Linked DNA regions of Homo sapiens: region 2 is linked to region 1. A link is a loop called in an ENCODE intact Hi-C map of the cell type or tissue named here. Cell type or tissue: PC-9. All regions are shown on one strand.

Region 1 (5,000 bases):
TGACTTTTTTTTTTTAATCTTGCTTGGGTTCTGCAGGACTTCTTAGATCTGTATTGATGTCTGTATCATTTTGGAAATATCTCAACCATTATCTCTTTAAATATCATTTTTGCCTATTCTCTCTTCTTTTGTTGAGGACCCCAACTTCCCATATGATGAAATTTCTCACAATTCTAATTTCTGTATCTCTTGCTGCCTTAGCCTGGGTTGCCTGGAAAGCAGAGCCTGATATAAAGGCTTGCATGCAGGTACATTACTTACGGATGTGATTCTAGGAACAAATGTGAGGAATGAGGGGTATGGAACAGGGAAGGAGCAAGAACCAATACAAGTATTTGACTGAGTCAGCTGGTGTGACAGACAACTCGGGCTGCATCTCAGGACTCAGGAGGAATCTTATAAAATATGTCCCTGAACTCACTCATTCACAAAGAGCTGTTAGAAATACAGCTTGGCACAAAGCTGGAGGCATCACGCTACCTGACTTCAAACTATACTACAAGGCTACAGTAACCAAAACAGCATAGTACTGGTACCAAAACAGAGATATAGACCAATGGAACAGAACAGAGCCCTCAGAAATAATACCACACATCTACAATTATCTGATCTTTGACAAACCTGGCAAAAACAAGAAATGGGGAAAGGAGTCCCTATTTAATAAATGGTGCTGGGAAAACTGGCTAGCCATATGTAGAAAGCTGAAACTGGATCCCTTCCTTACACCTTATACAAAAATTAATTCAAGATGGATTAAAGACTTAAATGTTAGACCTAAAACCATAATAACCCTAGAAGAAAACCCAGGCAATACCATTCAGCCCATAGGCATGTGCAAAGACTTCATGACTAAAACACCAAAAGCAATGGCAACAAAAGCCAAAATTGACAAATGGGATCTAATTAAACTAAAGAGCTTCTGCACAGCAAAAGAAACTACCATCAGAATGAACAGGCAACCTACAGAATGGGAGAAAATTTTTACAATCTACCCATCTGACAAAGGGCTAATATCCAGAATCTACAAAGAATTTAAACAAATTTACAAGAAAAAAATCAAACAACCCCAACAACAAGTGGGTGAAGGATATGAACAGACACTTCTCAAAAGAAGATATTTATGCAGCCAACAGACGCGTGAACAAATGCTTATCATCACTGGTCATCAGAGAAATGCAAATCAAAACCACAATGAGATATCAACTCACACCAGTTAGAATGGCGATCATTAAAAAGTCAGGAAAAAACAGATGCTGGAGAGGATGTGGAGAAATAGGAACACTTTTACACTGTTGGTTGGACTGTAAACTAGTTCAACCATTGTGGAAGTCAGTGTGGTGATTCCTCAAGGATCTAGAACTAGAAATACTATTTGACCCAGACATCTGATTACTGGGCATATACCCAAAGGATTATAAATAATGCTGCTATAAAGACCCATGCACACGTATGTTTATTGTGGCACTATTCACAATAGCAAAGACTTGGAACCAACCCAAATGTCCATCAATGATAGACTCGATTAAGAAAATGTGGCACATATACACCTTGGAATACTATGCAGCCATAAAAAAGGATGAGTTCATGTCCTTTGTAGGGACATGCATGAAACTGGAAACCATCATTCTGAGCAAACTATCGCAAGGACAGAAAACCAAAGACCGCATGTTCTCACTCATAGGTGGGAATTGAACAATGAGAACACTTGGACACAGGGTGGGGAACATCACACACTGGGGCTTGTTGTGGGGTGGGGGGAGGGATAGCATTAGGAGATATACCTAATGTAAACGACAAGTTAAGGGGTACAGCACACCAACATGGCACATGTATACATATGTAACAAACCTGCACATTGTGCACATGTACCCTAGAACTTAAAGTATAATAAAAAAAAAAAAGAAGAAAAGGAAAAAAAAGAAATATGGCTTGGCATCTCAACTTTCTCCTGTGGAGGCTGCATACACACCCAGGGGAAAAATGGCTACAAGGCCAGGTGCGGTGGCTCATACCTGTAATTCCAGCACTTTGGGAGGCCAAGGCAGGAGGACTGGTTGAGCTCAGGAGTTCGAGACCAGCCTGGGCAACATAGACCTCTACTAAACATCTCTACTAAAATTAAAAAAAAAATTAGCTGGGCATGGTGGCACATGCCTGCAGTCCCAGCTACTCAGAGGGCTGAGGCAGAAGGATCATCTGAACCTGGGAGGCTGAGGCTGCAGTGAGCCCTGATTGTGCCACTGCACTCCAGCCTGGGCAACAGAGCAAGACCTTGTGTAAAAAAACAAAAGTGGTTACACACCAGGCTCATCATCCTGGGTCTCTGTTGTTCCCAGATCCTGGTCCAGCAATTCCACACCAGTTTCAGGCTCTCCGATTTCTTCAAGCAAATGCTTTAAATATTTTGTTCATTGTTGTCCCCTTTGGGAGTGTGAGTCTATCTAATTAGTCATCATCTAAATGGAAAATATTGCATAATGTTCCACTGATGTTTAGCAGCATCTCTGGCCTTCCCCCCACAGATGCCAGTAGCATCCTACCTAGTCATGATCATAAAAATTGTTGCCAGACATTGACAAATGTCCCCTGGTGGACAAAATGGCCCTTGGTTGGGAAGCACTGGGTTAGACCAACCGGAACCCACCTCTAACCCTGGCACTCACTTCCATTAGAACACTGGCCCACGTGGAGGACGTTTATCTCAACAAAAACAGGTTCTGCCAGCATGTCAGAAGAGGCACATGATGCTGGCAGGCAGCCCACAGTGTGCCTCACAGCTCAAACCAGAAGCAAACCCTACTTCTAGTCCAGTGCTTTTTCCCAGTCCCATGCTGTTTCAACTCCTTCCACTCTCAGGAGGCTGGGGTCTTCAAATCTGTAAATTCTAACAACTCCCCAGGTGTTTTGCACAGTCAGCCAGGCCCTGGTCCAGTCAACCAGTGTTTGGAGATCACTGACTAAGCCTAAGTTTTATTTCAACTTAAGATAGGGACCTGGATAGAGAGAACTTTCAAGCTAGGCAACAGGTGTTTTTGTTTTTGTTTTATTTTTTAGACTTTTGGGGAGGGGATGGAATATAACAAACTTATACAGAAAAGTGTACAAGTGTACAAACTTACATAGAAAAGTGTACATAAATATGCAGCTAAACAAGCTGATATAAAACAAAACCCAGGTAACCCCCTCCAAGGTCATGATACAAAACATCAGCATTTCAGATGCCACCCCCACCCATTCCTGATCATAATCTGTGTCCCATGGCTAAATCACAGCCTTGCAGAGTCCCAGCCCAGCAGAGGAGAGGGGTGTTTCGTCAGCGTCTCACCTGCATCCCTGCAGCCCCTCCCAGCCCAGAGCTGCCTCTCAGGTGTCTTCTGCAGGCGGGCAGTCCCTCAGGTCCCCAGTACAAATTGGTGGTGGCAGTGATTCTCCAAGGTCTCCAGTCTCAGAGACACTGGACTCAGGTTCCCCAAATTGGAATGCTCTACGTATTTCTCTATTTCCTATTTGCTTTTAAAGTGCTAATCTGTTGCAAATTTAGTTTTTAAAAGTATTTTAAAACTCCCAATGCACAAGCAGTACCCCAGACCAGTGATACCAGAATTTCTGGGGTGTCACGTAGGCATCTTTCCAGATGATTCCAACATGCAGCCAAAGTTGAGAGCCACTGTCTTAAAGTTCAGCCCCTCTGGGGTGACACTATAAAGCACAGCCACAATTCATGATGCCCGGTTGAAGCCTTTGCCTCTGCTGCCTGGCATACGCAGCTCCTTTTCCCTTCCATGGAATGCCTCTGAGTCCAGTTGCTGCCATTGTGAAGGTACCCACACTCTCATTATGGAGCCCAACACTGTCATGGCCTCCTGGCATAGGGCACTCGGAGGAAGGAAACTGGAGAAGCAGGACCTGAGCCATGGGAAGGGAAGGAGAAGGTGTTCATCTCCTTAGGGTTGCCTCTCTGGTGTGTGCATGTAAACAAAGAGTGGAGCGAGAAACTTGGCCCCTGAGAAAACGCAAATGCTTTAAGTCAGTTACTGAGTTCAGGAGACCTTCCTCCTGTGAGTTCATAAATGATTTGCTTCCCTATAAAGACTTAGGAGCTCTGTGACACTTACTGAAGTGAAAGCGAGAGTGTTCAGAGCTTGCGTCTGCAGTCACATACTGATAAACACGGCGAATAACACCAATCCAAATCCCCAGTGCCTATAGCAGTGCCCAGCATGTGAAAGTGCCCAGTGGTATCTGTAGAATGAAGAGTGAACAGACGTCACACTGACCTAGCTGATGTGTGGGAAGAACAGAGCTTTGGCCTGGTGGAGAAAGGCAGGGAATGGAGGCGCTGGCTCAGGCTCTGGAGTTCTGCAGTGGAGGGAGGGGAATAAACTGCTATGAAGGCACAGGGCAGACCTATGAAGAAGGCAAGAACTATGTGGGACACGAAAATCCTCCTGCCTGCTGCCTTGGCTCACAAGCATCAGAGTGAGGAAATGAGGGTGTCCTCACCCACCCTGCTCTCTGGAGGGCAGAAAGGGAAGAAACAGAGAAGATAGGCTCAGTTTATCCGTCTGGGGGAGAAGAGTCATGCTTTTGTTCAGTTGTCCAGCTGCTGCTTCTCCTTCTATTAAGGCCATGGGAGAGTGGAGGTCTCCCTGTCAACTTGCTCCCTATCAGCCATCCTACAGGAATGCCATTACCCCCCAAACTTGCCACTTGTGGGTGCCTGAGTTTGCACTTTGTTCTGTTCCAGTGGCTGTTGCTAATCGTGAAACTGAGGCTCCCACCTGTGCCAGTCTTTATTCCAGATACAAGAAAAGTTGTTGGTTAGTGCCCATGGAACTGGACCACAGGGAGCCACCCCTGGCTATGGAGGTGACAAGCTAGAGGGCAAGAAGCCTATCCTAAACAAACCCAGAACTAGTAGATGGAAGGGAGCTGGGTGTTCCATACCCTAGGACGTTACCAGTACGCACCTGAGTTTGGAAACCTTTTGAGATAACTAA
Region 2 (5,000 bases), 140 kb before region 1:
CTGTGCTGGGTGTGCCTGTCCATCAGATACCCTATCTTGCAAGACTGTCGTTAAAAGTCTCACTTTTGCAGTTCTCCGGGTCTCTGAGTCCATTCTTTGGGTTTGGATGAGTGAACTTGTTTCTCATAAACTGAAGTAGGTGTGGCTCCTGCCCCCAGGTGGCTGTGTCCAGGTTTTCCTTGGTAGTGCTCCCCTGGTCCTGGTCCTGGTTCTGCTGCCACCCTGTGGAATCCTCGTCAACCTTTCAGCCACTCAAATACCCTTGGTGTCCATGGCGTCTGAACAGCTAGTGTAAGTGCAGGCAGCCCCAGGGTCTCCATGCATCGGGCAGCTTGCCTTCCGTTGAAGATGTGGCTGTCTTCCCATTTCTCTCTGCCGATGCCAGCAGCTCCCCTGCATCACCCTGCTGTCCTACGACTGCGTTCTCAACACACAGCTGAGAGCGAGAGCAAAACAGCATGTGTCCGTGATTCCTAATTTCTGTTGACATTTCTTGGTAACATCAATAAAGCAGCAGTGCCAATGTGAATGGATGTGAATGCCTTGGAAGAAAACCTCGGAGACAATACTGGAGCATGTTCAAATAAATCCTGTGTCCCCAGTGCTCTTCAGGGGACAGAGTCGGCTCTAATTCAAAAGTGACACAAAGGCATTGGGTTCTGGGAGGAAGCAAGTCTTAAGGCACATGTGTGTCCTTTTCGTATATGCTCAAGAGAAATCTATGACAAAATGTTTTATCAATAAGTCTAAAAGGCCAGGTGTGGTGACTCATTGGCTCACACTTGTAATCCCAGCACTTTGGGAGGCTGAGGTGGGAGGATTGCTTGAGCCCAGGAGTTTGAGACCAGCTTGGACAAACTGGTAGTGAGACCTCTTCTCTACAAAAAAAAATTTAAAAAATTAGCTGGGCATGGTGATGTGCACCTGTAGTGCCAGCTGCTCAGGAGGCTGAGGTAGGAGGATTTCTTGAGCCTAGGAGGTTGAGGCTGCAGTGAGCCGTGATTGCACCACTTGCATTCCAGCCTGAGCGACATAGCGAGATCCTGTCTCAAAAAAAAGTCTAAAAGAACTTTTTCGATAAGTATAAAAACTCTCATATATAAGAAAACATCGTGTCATAGAAATTGAAAGCTTTTTTCTTTCTTTCTCAGGGCTACATAAAATAAGAGCAGGGCTCCAGGAAAAGCAATTGTGATGTGTGGTCCATGCTGCATACTTAGAGCCAAGAGTAGGTTAAGTCTCAACTCTGCTACTTTTTAGGTATGTGATATCAGGTTCCTCTTTGTTTTGGGTTTTTCATCTGAAAAACAAGGATAATAATAATGCCTCCCTTATAGGCTGTTGTAAGGATCAGATGAGATAATATATGCTAAGTCCTTATCACAGGGCCTGACACACAGCAGGTGGTGAATAAATATTAGCAACTTTTATTGAAACTGATGGAAATACAAAGATAAATTGAAAAATCCACTATCGTGTGAGATTTTTAATGCACAGCTCTTGAAATTGACAGAGATCAAGAAGATAAAAATAAACAAAACTCTTAAATAACAGAGAAAAACATCATATAATAGCTAATGGGTCTTTTTACCCACCAGAGAGTGTATATTATTTCAAGTATACACAGCACAGTCACAGAAATTGGTCATGTGTTAAGCCATAAAGAAATGATCAACAAACTCCAAAAAATAGAAATCATGATATAGGTCACACTTACTGATTACAACATAATAAAATTAAGAATTGACAACTGAAGATACATATATATTCAGAAATAATAGTCTAGAAGTAAGTATACAAAGATGCACATACAACATTTACTGCTAGTAATAGAAGAAATGCAAACCACCTAAATATTTTTCATTAGGGAAATGGTTACGATCATGGTGCAGCCACACTGTGGAATGCCATGCAGTGGTCAAAAAGAATGAGATCGACTTACGTATCTGCACACAATGATGTCCAAGACGTATCAATTAAGTGGAAAAAATTCTAAGAGCAATGATATGATATGATACAATTTATGTAAAAAAATACAAAATGGAATTACATTTTTCATGAAATGAAATTCATTTCCTACACACACACACACACAAACACTGCAATATACAAGGAAAGCTGTGAAGGCAAGTCCTGGGATGTGACTCAGCATGATTACAGTGATGACCTCTGGGGAGGGGTGGCATTCAAGGTGGTTTGGTTAAGGAGAGCTTTGTTGGACATTCTTATTGTGAAGATACATGCATGCATTACTGATATTATTTAAAATCATTTAAAATAACAAGGAAGGTGAGAAAAGAAAAAGTTTCAGGTACCACTGTCCAGTGGAAGCACAAGGTTTGCTTTTTATTTTTTCTCCTTTCCTTGCTAATCATTCATCCTTATCTTCCCCACCCATGTTTATGGAATATTATGAGCTTGACACAGCCACTCACAGTTTCCATACAATGTCTTGTCTCCCTCTCTCTGTGATCGCCAAGTCTCCCAGGTGGCTGCCAATGGTTCTGGCCTCCTCGAGCCACACTCTCATGCAGTCCTTTCCACATTCAATCAGGGCTGGCCTCTGTGTCCAGCAGAATGTTGATGGGTCAGAAAAGGCACTACAGCTCCCGCCTTGCTCTCTTGGGTGACTCATGCTGGGGGAAGCCAGCCACATGCCAAAAGGACGCCCAAGCAGCCCTGGGGAGGCCCACACAGAGAGATGCTAAGGCCTCCTGCCAGCAGCCAGCACCAGCTCGGCAGCCAGTGAGGGCTGCCTTGGCAGTGGATCCCCTGGCCACAGCAGAGCCTTCAAATGATGCAGCCCAGGCTGACATCTGACTGCAGCCCTGTTAGTCTGCTTTGTGCTGCTATAACAGAATTCCATAGACTGGGCAATTTATAATGAACAGAAATTTATTGGCTCATGGTTCTGGAGGCTGGGAAGTCCAAGATTAGGGTCCCAGCATCTGTCAAGGGCCTTCTTGCTGCATCATCCCATGGTGGAAGGGCAAAAGGAGGGAGGGGGAGGGAGAGAGACAGAGAGAGGGAGGATCAAACTTGTTCTTTTATAATGAATCCACTACTGAGATAACAAACCCATTCTCATGATAACAGAATTAATCCATTCAAGAGGGCACAGCCCTCACAGTCTAATCACCACTCAGCAGCCCCCTCCCAGCACTGTTGCACTGGGGATTATGTTTCCAGCACATGCTTTCCAGGGGCCACATTCAGTCTGTAGCAGACTCCAAGCCAGAACCACCCGGCCAGACTATTAGTGAATTCTTGGCCCACAGAAACTGTGATTGCAGTTTGAGACCACTAAGTCATGGATATTTAGCTATGCAGCATTAGGTAACTGCTAATTACTGGCTTACTAATCAGTCTTTCTCTGCTCCAGATACCCTTTCTGTGCCATTGTTTCTCAGGTCTGGGGCCTCTGGTGTCTTTAACAGTCTCTGTGCTCCCCATCTTCCTGCTCGGCCTCAGACGCCCACTTCCCTGGCTCGGTCTGCTCCCTCTGTCTCTGCCTGCTTGCCCACCTCTCTCCTCTACACTTTGTGGTGCTCGCTCCCCCTCTCTCCTCCTGGATCCCTGCTGGATGACGAGGGTCGCCAGCAAGCGTGTGGTCTGCCTGAGACTTCCGTGGGGCTCTCGGCAGTTCTGTAGGCTGACCCCAGTGCTTTTTTTGTAGCTGGAAAAGGGAACCCCGGCACCAGATGAGGATGCGGCCTCTTTTGTCCTAATTCTCTTTTCCTTTTCTAAGAGACAAACCAGGCTAGTGGGATGTTATCCTGACACAGGGACCAGACCAGCTCTGGCGAAAGGTGAGGGCTGTCCTTTCTGGCCAGGCATTTCCTAAAATGTGTTTGGGTATTTTGTGGGGTGAATTTGCTGGGAATCTCCCATGTAGTCATGGAAACCTTGTCCCTCACAGCCTAGAAACAAAGATGTTCAGGTTCAGTTTGCCTGCCAGTCTGCCACCTGGCTAGAAAGTGACTGTCCCAGGTCTGCTGTGAGGAGTGGCCTGGTTTATGGGAGGGGTTCCTCTCCAGAGCACCTCTAGGGGAGGAGAGGCGAAGCCTCCTCTGTGGCAGGGGTGCCCACCTCAGCCCACTGTGGGCAGCTGAAAGACACATTTGAATGGACAACGTGGAATCTCAGAGCTGGAAGGGACCCTGAGAAGCTACCCAGAATTTCAGTGCCTCCAGGGAGTGGACGACAGTCTCAAGAAAAGGAAACGAGATAGCACTTGTGTGTGTGCACTGGACAGTCTCCAAGGCGCAGTGTTGAGTAAATGATGCAAAGTGTGGGAGGTGTGTGTGGGAACTGCCATTTGTGTAAACAAAGCAAAGGATGCACTTGTTAGTAAATGCATGAACTACCTCTGAAGTGCGCACAGGCTGGCTGCCTCCAGGAGGGGTGATGCAGGCAGGGGCAGGGGTGGGAGGGATACTCGCTGCCGAATATCCTTTTGTAATTTTAAAGTTGAACCATCTGCATGTATTTCTTTTCCAAGAATAAAGTTGAAACACGCAATACATAAATCTATCTACTGTACCCTCCCATTTTCTTGATGATTGAAATGGAGACTGGAGGACGGCCGATGGTGAGCCACGGGGTTGGCACTGGAATCCGGGTCTTCCAACTTCCTCTCTCTTTGTCGTCACTTGTCAGGACCTTCTGGGGTGTCTGCTGGCTCCTTGCACCCCGTGTTCCATGGGGATGACCTGGGTGGTAGAATGAGGAGGGGGCGCACACAAGCTGAGCTGGGAGGGGGGCTCTCTGAAGCTCCCCATTTGGGCTGCTAAGACTTCATGAATGTGTGCGTGGCAGTCCATTAGGAGGGGTAGGCCTGAAGCATGAGGCCTGAACTCACACAAAAAGCCAGTCTTGCTCTGCAGAGGTCAGACCTGACTGTGCTCCTGAGAGGGGTTTCGGGGGTTGTGTGCAGTGGGGACATTTTTGGAGCCCACGCCATTTCCATCTGGTGGTGCTTTACATGCTTTCCATTCTCT

Evidence for each region. Hi-C counts contacts between places; a loop is a spot of excess contacts. Peaks named below come from ENCODE experiments on the same cell type or tissue, not always from the same donor. Only the 100,000 strongest peaks of a DNase experiment are listed, where the experiment ranks them.
Region 2: a loop joins it to region 1, with 5 times the contacts of the local background. A loop is called at or near these places in 4 of 110 quality-filtered maps.

Annotation. Positions count from the first base shown.
Region 1 is chr20:24,998,103-25,003,102 of GRCh38, reverse strand. No RefSeq gene overlaps it. Among named protein-coding and RNA genes, the nearest start is that of APMAP, 7.9 kb to the right of the region's middle. In PC-9, a CTCF peak has its summit at 2,561 (motif pointing left); a DNase peak (open chromatin) is centred at 2,552; H3K27ac peaks cover 1,823 bases.
Region 2 is chr20:25,134,515-25,139,514 of GRCh38, reverse strand. No RefSeq gene overlaps it. Among named protein-coding and RNA genes, the nearest start is that of VSX1, 55 kb to the right of the region's middle. In PC-9, no CTCF peak of the experiment used is centred here; DNase peaks (open chromatin) are centred at 2,164 and 2,624; H3K27ac peaks cover 1,429 bases.